Linked DNA regions of Homo sapiens: region 1 is linked to region 2. A link is a loop called in an ENCODE intact Hi-C map of the cell type or tissue named here. Cell type or tissue: heart right ventricle. All regions are shown on one strand. Each heading gives the region's core, and the rest is flanking DNA. Links, peaks and the distances in the headings are about the cores only.

Region 1 (5,875 bases), core at 309-5,308, 88 kb before region 2:
GTGACTCTCTGTAATCTCTTAGCAGTCTAGTGACCATTTTAATAAATATATGGATAAGGATATGTGGTCTGAGACATGAAGAGTTGTTCAGGTATGCAATGGTACAGAAAATTTATAATATAAGTAGGTAGACATCTAATAACCAGCATTGTTGTTTGTGTTTACCAAAAAAGACTGAGACCTCTAGTTCAGCTGGGTGGGCTAGATCCTTGGCCCTGCCTACAAGTGAAGCAAGCAAATGTTTAGTGAGTCTGTTCCTGCGTGTATGCGTAGATGATTTTTACAGCTTATTTTAGCTGCCCTGTCATCTCTTGCTAATAGATCAACTACCATGTTTATAACAGTCGGTCTGTGCTATGTCACATGAGCCCTGATTAAAAGGAGGACCCATGTCCTTGCTAATCATCAAGAAAGTCATCCTGCTAGCTACTTAAAGCCCTTTTGCTGGAAACAGCTTTTCCACTTAACTTGCACTGAGATGTGGCAGAACACCTTTCCCTGGCATTCCTTGCATCAAGATTTCTGAAAATATGCTCCAGGGAACCTAGTCCTGAAATATTTTCAGGAAAAGGCTAATACTTGAGAGCAGAAACATATGAGAGAGCAAGAGACTATCCAGGAGAGAGCAAGAAAGCAAGTGTACAAAGGCCTGCAAATGTGCATGGGGTGGGAGGAAGGGCATTTCAGTCACTTGTTTGGGAACTGCTGTAGGCTTTGATTTCTTGACTATATGATCCTTTACTTTCCTGTCATCTGTTTGTTTGTTTTGGGGAACATGCTGGGAAACATTGGCCTTTGTACCATTCTTCCTTTTAATTAGAAATGGTTAATCCCACTTGTTCCTCTCTTTCTGTTTTATTTGAACGTAACAACTGTGCCTGCTAATTCATACCTGTTACGTGGTCGGAGTTGAGCTAGTCAATTTTATGAACGTTTGCAAAAGATATTTGGTACTTTTTTCTGAAAAGAATATGTTACATTTTTCCTGTAATTCCATACAAATTTTTGATAGTGCACTAAAGAAAATCCATATGACAAGAGATTGTGGAGTAATTAGAGTTTAGTGTGAAGGTGGTAATTTGGTAGTCTCTACGTTCCCAAGAATAGTGTCATTTGCACTGGAGTAACATTCATGGCCAGGGATGTGCAGATAATAGATCAGCTGAGATGGCAGTGAACTCTCAAACATGTTCAAGACTCCTAAGTGAATTGAAGTAGAATCTTGTCTGGAGAATACTGATAGAGACCAAATCCTACTCTGTGGCTTTACTGTCTCTTAGAAGCATTTACAGCTTAGTAAGTGTCCTATTGATGACCTGCGAGTGATTGGGGAAGCTCATGACAAGCATCACTGTTCCTCTCCATCTCAGGCTCTAAAATCTAAATCTTTATTAGGATGTGTATTATTTGGAAGGTGCTTTGGGAGCTTAAGTGGAAAATTGAAATAATTCTAAAGTTGATAATATGAAGGGCCTTTGTTGAGCACAGTAATTTGGGAGATGAGTTGGGAGGACATTTTTCATAATATATTGCCCTATTGGGCAGTTGGGTAGCTCAGCCCTTTTTAACTCCCATCCCTCGCCAGTTCAGCATCTCTCTGTTTCATGGGAATGATTGTTAATAAAGAAATTGGATCCATACTAGAAAATGACCATTTCCTTTTGAATTAGCCTTTTTCTTGTCTCCTTTTCGTATCCTTTTTATGGGTCCTTTCTGGTATGGGCCTTCTTTCCCATCAACAACTTTTCACCTGCTGACATGTTAAAAATTGCTTGCACAGGGAAGTTACTATAAAAATCAACATAGCAAAAAGAGTTAATTGCCCATCTAAATCCCCCACCTAAATTAGTATTTTTTTTGTCACTTGGTCCTCTGACTTTTATTAATTATTTTCTTGTTTATTCAGTTCTGTTCACATTACTTGTGTCAGTAGAGTTTTGAGAACTATTTTGAAATCACTTGCAGGAAAGAAGTGCTATTTGAACCTCATTCTGATTCATCAAGCCTCTGACAAGTAAAGCAGGAGTTTTCTCTTTTGACAGTGTGATGCTTGATTCTTGTGAGTCTTGGCAAGGATAGATCTGAACAATTGAGGGAAGGACAATTTCATTTTCTGCCAGTGGGCAGCCTTTTCAAATGAAATTAAACTTGATCCTCAGTTTTGAAGTGATAGTTGCTTTTTATTAAAATTTTACAGAGGGCAGCTGTAGAAGATATAAACCCAGCAGATGACCCTAATAATCAAGGTGAGGATGAATTTGAAGAAGCCGAGCAAGTGAGAGAAGAAAATTTGCCAGATGAAAATGAAGAGCAAAAACAAAGTAATCAAAAGCAAGAGAATACAGAAGTGGAGGAACATTTGGTGGTAAGCAGATGCCACGAGGAAGGGTGGATTTAACTGGGCTATTTTAAGAAACATCTGGTTTATGTAAAAGGTTAGTCATATTCCACATTGACGGAAGGTTTGCCACTTCGGTGGTTTTTAGGCCACTTTATGACATGATATGCCTGTACTCTGAGAGAGAGGGTAACGGACATCCTGGGCTTTGTATTGGGAATGATTACTCATCATTTCCTGGCCACAGACGCTTTGAAAGTGCCCTTTTCATGGTGGCATGCTTGTTCTTTGTCCCAGAGTACTGTGTAAAAGGCATCTCTGATGTACAGTAACATGAACCTGCCCTTTTGTTTCCAACAGATGGCAGGAAATCCAGACCAGCAGGAGGACAATGTTGATGAACAGTACCAGGAAGAGGCAGAAGAGGAGGTAGTAAGGATTGAATCCCAGAGACTGATCAGATTGGTCTGTCACACACACTAACCTTAAACAAACCTCAGCAGTATTGACTTTGACATGCCTTCCACAGAAATGTTCAGAAAAATTTAAGCAGGATAAGAAAGGGTGGTTTAAAGCAAAAATGGATCATGGCACTGGAGACATTTGGTTAGAAGATAACAAAAGCAGGGTAATAGAATCCATCTCTTTGGTTCTCACCTGAAATTTTGAATTAAGAAGGCATTTGGCTTTCCAGGAATGGTGGACTTAGATTTGTGCAATCTTTTGTAAGAATATTTTCTCCTCTCTCCCTCTGCACATTGAGGGAATCTGGACTGCCCCTGTAACTTTCTCTTCAGGCATCTCCCCAGTGCCTACCTCACAGGAATACCCCATAGTGTCTATCGGAATCCACTTAACACCCTCCAAACATTTTTGTAAATTTTACAGTCTCTCCTTCTGGCCTCTTCCTTCTTAAGAATTCAGTATCTTAATTAAATTTAACAATAAAAGAGGAGGAAAAAGATGTAAAGAGCTCAGCTGAATAAAATGCATTTGGATAGAGTTTCTTAATATTTTAGTTTGCTTTTCATTGTAAACTTCGGGCATCTTGTTGTTAATTAGATATAAGTAGCGTTTATTGTGGTGCTGCTTACGGTGTAGTTGATTATTGTGGTGCTGCATGTGGTGTAATTGGTGAATGCTGCTTGTTGTAGCCGTTTTATCACAGCATTCCGCTGCATAAACAACTGCAATATTTAAGAGTCTGATACAAATTAGGCCAAGACCCTGTATTTAGTCTCATTATGGACCAGTAAGTAGTTCCCAAATTAAAACCCTGGTTCAGAGCTGCTTCTCAGCCAGGTGTCTTGCAAATGTGTGGTTTTATCCCTATGGGGAACCCCATGGGAGGATGGACATATGGCAGACTGAACAGACACACCCCATCACTGGAGATCCTGTGCAGAAATCATGAGCTGTGCTCTCACACACACAGTTCCCTCGACTAGGTCTGCTTTCTTGTTCTTACTGATTTTGTAAGCTTTTCAGAGCTGATGATAAAATTTGTGCTTATACCAGGAAAACAGAAAAGGATGTTGCTCTTTAAGGTCACTGGCAACATTTCTAATAACATGCACTTTAACTGGCTTGATCTTTTTGTTCTTTGGTTTCTCATCCTAATCAAGACCCTTGGCTGTCTTGTCAGAAAGAGAGCAGCAGAGAAAATAGTGACCTTGAATATTAAGACATTGGGCAAGAAAAAGATATTCATCCAGGCTTCTCATATAACAGGATGTCTAGACTAATACCACTTTGTTTTATTATGTCCAATACTAGGAATCTTTGAGGGATTAAAAGAGAAAAGTTCACCTTGGCTTCTTTTTTAAAAATTCAGAAGATTAAACATAAAATTTTAACCAGTGTTTACTGATTCCTTTTCAATTTTATATTATGATCAGTTAAGGTACAGGAGAGAAATCCTGAGATCCAAGAGGAATCAAGAGTAGAAAGAGAAGAAAGAGGCAAGAGGAAAGGAGAAATGGTGCTAAGACAGAGGAGGTTGCCCTGGCTGAGTGCTGCCTAAACTCAGCAACTGCTCCTCATCCCACCAGTCATCCCCTTCAGATCTGCTGGACTGACAGGACTCTTCCTCTTGCTGCACCTGGCCCCAGGTCCTAATTCGGTTTACCTGGTTCCCTGCCAAAAATTCTTAAAGCAGTGTTCAGGCCTCCTCCAGCATGTGCTCCAGGTTACCACCCCATCACTGAGAACTGTTGCTCCATGTGCTCTTAGTGGAAGTCCCACGTGCCTTTTTTTCTTCCCAGTGTAAACTTTCCTCTCTGCCCCCGAGTGTCCCTTGTTCATGTTGTGTTGTATTTTTGTGTGTGGTTATGAGATGATTAATGTTTGCATCTTCCCACCTCTGTCCATCGTTCCCAGGTCTTCCCTTGAGAGAGGAGAAGAGTGGTTCCCAAATACCATTTAAGCACTAGTGATAGAGACAAAGTTCTTGTCAGACTATGGCAAAATGAGAAAAATAAAGGGGAACATAGAATATGGAAACACATACTGCATTGTTTATAAGTGCATATGTGTATGAAACCTCATTGGTGGAAGCACTCTGAAAAACCATGAAATGTTGTGGAACTGTGCATTATTGTTGTTGTTGTTTTTTTTTTTTTAATCTCCATTTAACCTTAGAGTCTTGCAGCTGCCCCAGCTAACCACTAGAATGCAAGGCCTGTGGCTGCCATCGCTTCCCTTCCTCTCCAGCGCACAAACTTATTTCTGTCAGCATTTCCTCCTGGGGAAGAATTGCCTCTTGCCTGGGCCACACCTGTTCAGAGGTATAGCCCATCAAACTTACAGACTTGGCCTCTAAGAGGACCCAAAAGAAGTATGATTTTAGGAAATTTATACTACTCTGCCTTCTTTTATCTTAGTGCAGTAGTGTTATCTTTCTAAGACTTACAAGCATTTCTTGTTTCTTGTTTGGGATTGTTTGAATGGAAGGCATGATCCCTTCCTTACGTTGCTTACATTCCAAACGTTTTATCGCCTTGTAAGCAAACAAGACAATTTATGGCATTGCCAAAAAGTGCCGTGTAAGCTTTAAAATTACTTACATGTTCAAAAATATATAGATTAAATGACCAAGAAATCAGAATACTTTAATTTCCCTCAGTGTAACTGAAAACTGATTAATCTGAACATGCAGAAGAGAATAAGTACAAGGCATTTGTTCACCTTCACTGGCCAAATATGTACGTACACCTACATGAGACTACCAGCCTGTGAATCACCGTGTCAAGAAGCTTTTCTTTTTTTTTTGTTTTTTGTTTTTTGTTTTTTGAGACAGAGTCTGACTGTCACCCAGGCTGGAGTGCAATGAGGTGATCTCGGCTCACTGCAACCTCCGCCTTCCGGGTTCAAGCAATTCTCCTGCCTCAGCCTCCCGAGTAGCTGGCATTACAGACTTCTGCCACCATACCCGGCTAATTTTTGTATTTTTAGTAGAGATGGGATTTCACCATGCTGGCCAGGCTAGTCTTGAACTCCTGACCTCAGGTGATCCTCCCACCTCTGCCTCCCAAAGTG
Region 2 (5,875 bases), core at 636-5,635:
TTCTCTCTCCTTTCTAGAGCTGCAGTTCTCTTCTTCTTCTGCCCTTGGACACCAGAACTCCAGATTCTCTAGCCTTCAGCCTGGAACTAAGAGTTATACCAGCATACCCCTAGGCTCTTAGACCTTCGGACTCAGATTTAGCTATGCCACTGGCTTCCTTGGCTCTCCAACTTGCAGATAGCATATTGTGAGAATTCTCAGCTTCCACGGTTGCATGAGCCAATTCTCATAATAAATCCCCTCTCTATCTATCTATCTATCTATCTATCTATCTATCTATCTATCTATCTATCTATCTATCCTATTAGTTCTGTTTCTCTGGAGAAGATTAATTCAGGTATTATAAATAATTTTTGTCATAAACCTATAATAACAGCTCTTTAAATTATTTGGAAAGAATCAGCCCTTTCTATTTACCTGTGTTTCATAGCATAACATCAAAGAGTGAGAGTTGGGGAGTGTGCACTCAAACCCCATCTACCCATCTCCACTTCTGCATGAAATATAGAATGTCTTTCCTAATCTGAGGACTCCAGGGAACCAAGATCCCTTTGGCCTTTCAAGGATCTTAGAGGATGGCAGCAGTGACCATCAAGAGCTGGGTCAGCATTGAGCCTTGGATGTTCACAGATGTAAGACACATTCATGTGACTACACAGATACAACACAGGCCTCAGAAATGAGAAAAGAAGAACATGGTTAACATTCATTCATTCAGCAAGTAATTGTTGACGAATTGACTAAATTGCTAGAATGCTTGGATGCTGTCTAATGAGACAACTTTGCAAAGGCCTAGAGATTCTTCAACAGACCATTTGAAGGAAGGTCATTGCCTATGAAATATGAACTACCTTTCTTAATGTCACCTCCATGAAGGCAGGGGTTTTATCCATTTTAATCACTACTCTAAACCCAGAGACTACAATGGGAACACATCCATGATAAGATCTACTAAATACTTATCAAATTTGTTGAATGACTATGATTTCATTTACTATTCTGGGCAGATTGTTCAATAAAACATGGTTTAATGGTTAATTTTGTGTTTCAACTTGGCTGAGCCATGGAGGTGCCCAGATATTTGGGTGAACATTGTTCTGAGTATGTCTGTGAGGGTATTTCTGAAAAGACTAACATTTGAATTGGTGGACCAAGTAGAGCAGATTGCCTTGCCCATTGTGTGTAGGCTTCATCCAATGTGTTAGAGGCCTGAGTATAACAAAAATGCTGAGTAAGGGAGAATTCACTCTGCCTGACTGTCTTGGAGCTGAAACATCAGTCTTCTCCTGCCTTTGAATTCAGACTAGAACTATAATATTGGCTCTCCTGGGTCTCCAGCTTGCTGACTGCAGATCATGAGACCTCTCAGGCTTCATAACCTGTGAGACAATTCCTTATTTTTAAAATATATTTATATATATATATATATAATATATTTATATATAAATATAATATATATAAATATATATATAAATATATATATAATATATATAAATATATATAAATTTATATTTATATATAAATATATAAAATATAATATATATAATATATATATTTATATATAATATATTAGATATTATATATAAATATATATAATATATTATATATTATATATAAATATACATATTTATATATATAATTTATGCTACATATATATGTAACACAAACATATATATTTGCATGATATATAAATGACATATTATGTATTCTATAACTATATATTACATACTTATTAGCATAATCTATATGTAATCCATGAGTTTTAGTCTGGGTTCCCCAGAGGAACAGACTGATAGGATATATATATATATATATGTGTGTGTGTGTATACATCCCCACAGCCCCCCACACACATATTCCATGTATATTATACACACATACATATATAATACATATACACCATTATATAAAATACCTTATATATAATCCATGTATATTATATACACACATATATTAAATACATTTGTTCTCTTCAGCCTTTCTTATGTTTAACTTGCTTTTATTTTTCTACCTTCCTGAAGAAGAAACTTAGATTATTGATTTTAGATATTGTTTTTCTTTTAATACAAGCATTGAACACTACAAATTTCCCTCTAGTGCTGCTTTAGCTGCCTCCCACACACAATCTTGAGAAATTAAATTAATATGAGTAAATATCTATATTCGTGACTCTAGTTATAAAAAGAGAAAAAAGAGGAAGAAAAAATACCATATTTATTTGAACAGCTTGCTCATTGTAGTTAATAACTTACTGATAAAAGAGAAAAGGAATCAGTGAGCAGTATTACTGACACATCAGTAAACACTGATAGCACCACAACCTAGAGCATGGGTTTTTTTTCCAGGACACTTCTGATACCATCATTATCTTGCAGAAGCAGTTATTTTAGAGCCAAGTCCCTATAAAACCAATTAAAGAGTGTAAATATGGTTGATGTTTAGGAAGTCTTCCATTGGCCACTCTGGTCCATTTTCCAGATTATGACATTTGTATCTGGGTGGTAGTGGTAATAATGGCAGTGTTGCTGGATCAGAAAGGAAAAAGAAAGAAATGGATCCATAATTGTAGTAAATATTTATTGAATAAACATTAACTATTTACTTAATAACAGGGAAGAAAAGGAATTAAGTCATGAAACTTCCTTTTATTGTGTAATTACTTTACTTCCTTGCAGCTGGACATTGTGCGGGAAAAATACTTTTTGCAGTATCTTCACAACCCAGCAGCCACAATGACCTTTTAAAACATAAGTCAAATCCTGTCACTCTTCTGCGCAAAACCCTCCAATCACTTCTACCTTACTCAGAGTGAAAGCCAGAATCATTACAATGGCTTAAAAGATCCTGGATAATCTGGCCCTCCATTGCCTGTGGGGTTTCATCCTCAGTTATTCTTTCCTTATTCACTCTGCTCCCAACAGTAACCGCTTTGCATTTCCTCCAACATTGCGGAAATCTCCCCAAACAAGGACTATTATACTTGCTGTTCTCTGTGCCTGGGTCAGTTTCCCTCCAGATATTCATATTGCTTGCTTCCTTACCTCCTTCAAGGCTTTGCTCAAAAGTCTTCTTCTAATGGACTCCTCCCTGACCACCCCACTTGAAATTGAAACGTGTAGACAACAACCCAGATTCCACTTTAGTGCTTTATTTTTTTATTTAAGACTTATTCTCTAATATGCTATGAGCTACACTTCCTTAGTTTATTGTCTCTTTCTGTCTCCACTAAAATAGAAATTTCATGGAGGCAGCGGCTGTTGTCTATTTTGTTCCCTGCTGTATCAACAGCATGTAGAACAATTCCTAGTACATAGAAGGAATTCAGTATACTTTTGATGAATGAGCAAATAATTGAATGAATACTACGAAGATTTGTCTAGAAGCTGGGTGTGTTGAAATTGCTTGTCACAAAGCCAATAGCATCAAAAACCTTTTATAAATCACCTGAATGTGAAACGTTTTTACTAGCTGTTACTCTTTGGAAATTTGAGTGTGTGGTGAGTGTTACTTGCAAATTCTATAGCTCTTTATTTCTCTAAGTCATATTTCTGCATGGAGTCCCTATTTGGTCAACAAAACGGGAGATAACTCAATATTATTAATCACTGGCTGCTTTGTCCTTTGTCAGGTTTGCGTACAGGTCCTGGGAAGCTAATGAGGTCCACAAAATTTGGCAAGGTCCCTCTGGTTTCTTTCCCCTGGCATGATCACTGATACACTTGCATGTTGCCTTGGAGGCAATCTGCTCTTCTGCATCTCTGCCAAGGTTTGACAAGCTGTGTCCTTGCCAAGGCTCAGAGCCTTGTCGTCTTGAGTCTAGGCTTCCTAGGTTCATCATGGCACTGTGCTTCCTGCAATCTTGCTACCCTCCATGATTTTAGCAAGCGAACGGGATATAAATTCCGAATTCTCACAAAACCTGCAATTACCTTCTCATTTGGAATCCAGGGACTCTCTTTCTCCCAAGGGCTGCTACCAACTTCTCTTCTCTGAAAGAATCCTTCGTAATCTCTGCTTGAAAGCCTTTAAAAAAGGTAATGTTGGTCTCTCTCATGCAGGATGGGAAAAAGACGCTGAAACAGTCAGATTTTCTCTTTGAAAAAACATTTTAAAGAAAATATTTTTAAAATATATGTTTCAAAACATATTCAAAACCTAAGAAATAATTTTCTTAGTGAATTTTGCTACGGGATAGTTGTGAGGTGAGTTTAGGGGCTTTGCTAAGGGATAAATGAAAAGCCTACCAGGGTACACTTCTTGAAATAAAAAACAACATTAGGGTTTTTTAATTGTTGTTGGTTGGTTGGTTGGTTGGTTTTAAGAGACAGGGTCTCCCTGTGTCACCTAAACCTGACTACAATGGCCTGTTGATGACTCCCTGCAGCCTCAAACTTCAGCTCAAGCAATCCTCCTGCCTCAGTCTCCCATGTATAGAGGACTACAGGCACATGCTGTCACAGCTAGCTAATTTTTTTAAATTATCTTTTATAGAGACTGAGTCTCACTTTGTTGCCCAGGCTGGTCTCGAACAACTGGCTTCAAGCAGTCCTTCTGCCTAAGCCTACCAATATTCTGTGGATACAGGTATTAGCCTCTGTGCCCAGCCAATATTAGGTTTTAAATAATAATAATGGCTTAACAAATCTAATTTATACAAAGTTTTTTTGGAAAACATAGAATGAAAGATAATAATGCAGACAAAAGTTACATTGTAGCAGAAAAACAGATATTTGTAGCATGAAAGTAAATGTATTTTAATGGGAAAAATATTGGTAAAGTTTTTTAAGGTTAATAATTTGCTAGATCATGTGCAAATGGGAAATATTTTTTACATTATATCCACAAGTGTGTTTTTTAGAATACTCTAAAATATGAAATACAATGGAAAAAGTTGATACTCTTTGTGGACTTTTTTGTTTTAATATCTGTATATTCAGCTGTTTCCCAATTCATTATGAATTCTCAGTCTTTGTTTTAGTTTTGTTCCAGTCGTTGAACTGAGCTTGAATGAAGTTGAAGTAGCAGAACATAGATTCCATCACAGACTCTTACTCTGGAGCTTCCTGGCTTGACTATTAGAAATAGAGCTCCCACATACTTGTTTCAAGACGGTTCTTTGACTCAGTGTGATGGATAATTTTATATGTCAACTTGGCTAGACTATGGTGACCAGTTGTTTAGTAAACACTAGTCTAGTTGTTTCTATAAAGGTATTTTTTTAGACAAAATTAGCATCTACAGCGAGTAGAGCAGATGACTCTCCATAATGTGGGAGGGCCTCATCCAATCATTTGAAGGACTTAAGAGCAAAGACTGAGGTTTCTCAGAGAGGAAGGAATCCTGCCTCCAGGCTACGACATAAAAATTCTGCCTGAGTTTCCAGAACTTTGGACTCAAGACTGCAACATCAACCCTTACTTGAATCTCCAGCCTCCTGACTTGCCCTGCACATTTCAGACTTTCTGTCCCCTACAATAATTATTTGAGAGAGCCAATTTCTTAATGCAATTTTTCTCTCAATCTCAATAGATAGATAGATAGATCCTCTTGGTTCCATTTCTCTGGAGAGCCCCAACTCATACATTCGATGTGGTACATTTGAAATGATACTATGATTAAGTGTCAAAGTGGGCTTTGCATTTGATGCCAGTGTGCAAACTGTTGATTACCAGCTTACAGCAAAATAATGCCAAAAAAGTATAGAAAATGGGAGTAAACATTTAGAAACCATTATCACAATTGACATACCACGGTATCCAAGCTCATGATCACTGAACTCATCATGTTTGATAGGACATAGATCAGTATGGATACTGTTGAACTTGCATTTATGAGGGGGATTTGTGTGTGGTTCACCTGTGTACTAGTCATGTGT

The links. A loop is a pair of places that touch in the nucleus more often than their neighbours do. Peaks named below come from ENCODE experiments on the same cell type or tissue, not always from the same donor. Only the 100,000 strongest peaks of a DNase experiment are listed, where the experiment ranks them.
Region 1: a loop joins it to region 2, with 2.1 times the contacts of the local background. A loop is called at or near these places in 12 of 110 quality-filtered maps.

Annotation. Positions count from the first base shown.
Region 1 is chr3:168,021,418-168,027,292 of GRCh38, reverse strand. It overlaps GOLIM4 (golgi integral membrane protein 4), which reads left to right. Exons shown (of 16, transcript NM_014498.5): 13 at 2,198-2,365; 14 at 2,699-2,767. Among named protein-coding and RNA genes, the nearest start is that of GOLIM4, 72 kb to the left of the region's middle. In heart right ventricle, for the core only: no CTCF peak of the experiment used is centred there; a DNase peak (open chromatin) is centred at 2,607; H3K27ac peaks cover 4,328 bases.
Region 2 is chr3:167,934,070-167,939,944 of GRCh38, reverse strand. No RefSeq gene overlaps it. Among named protein-coding and RNA genes, the nearest start is that of GOLIM4, 160 kb to the left of the region's middle. In heart right ventricle, for the core only: no CTCF peak of the experiment used is centred there; a DNase peak (open chromatin) is centred at 3,744.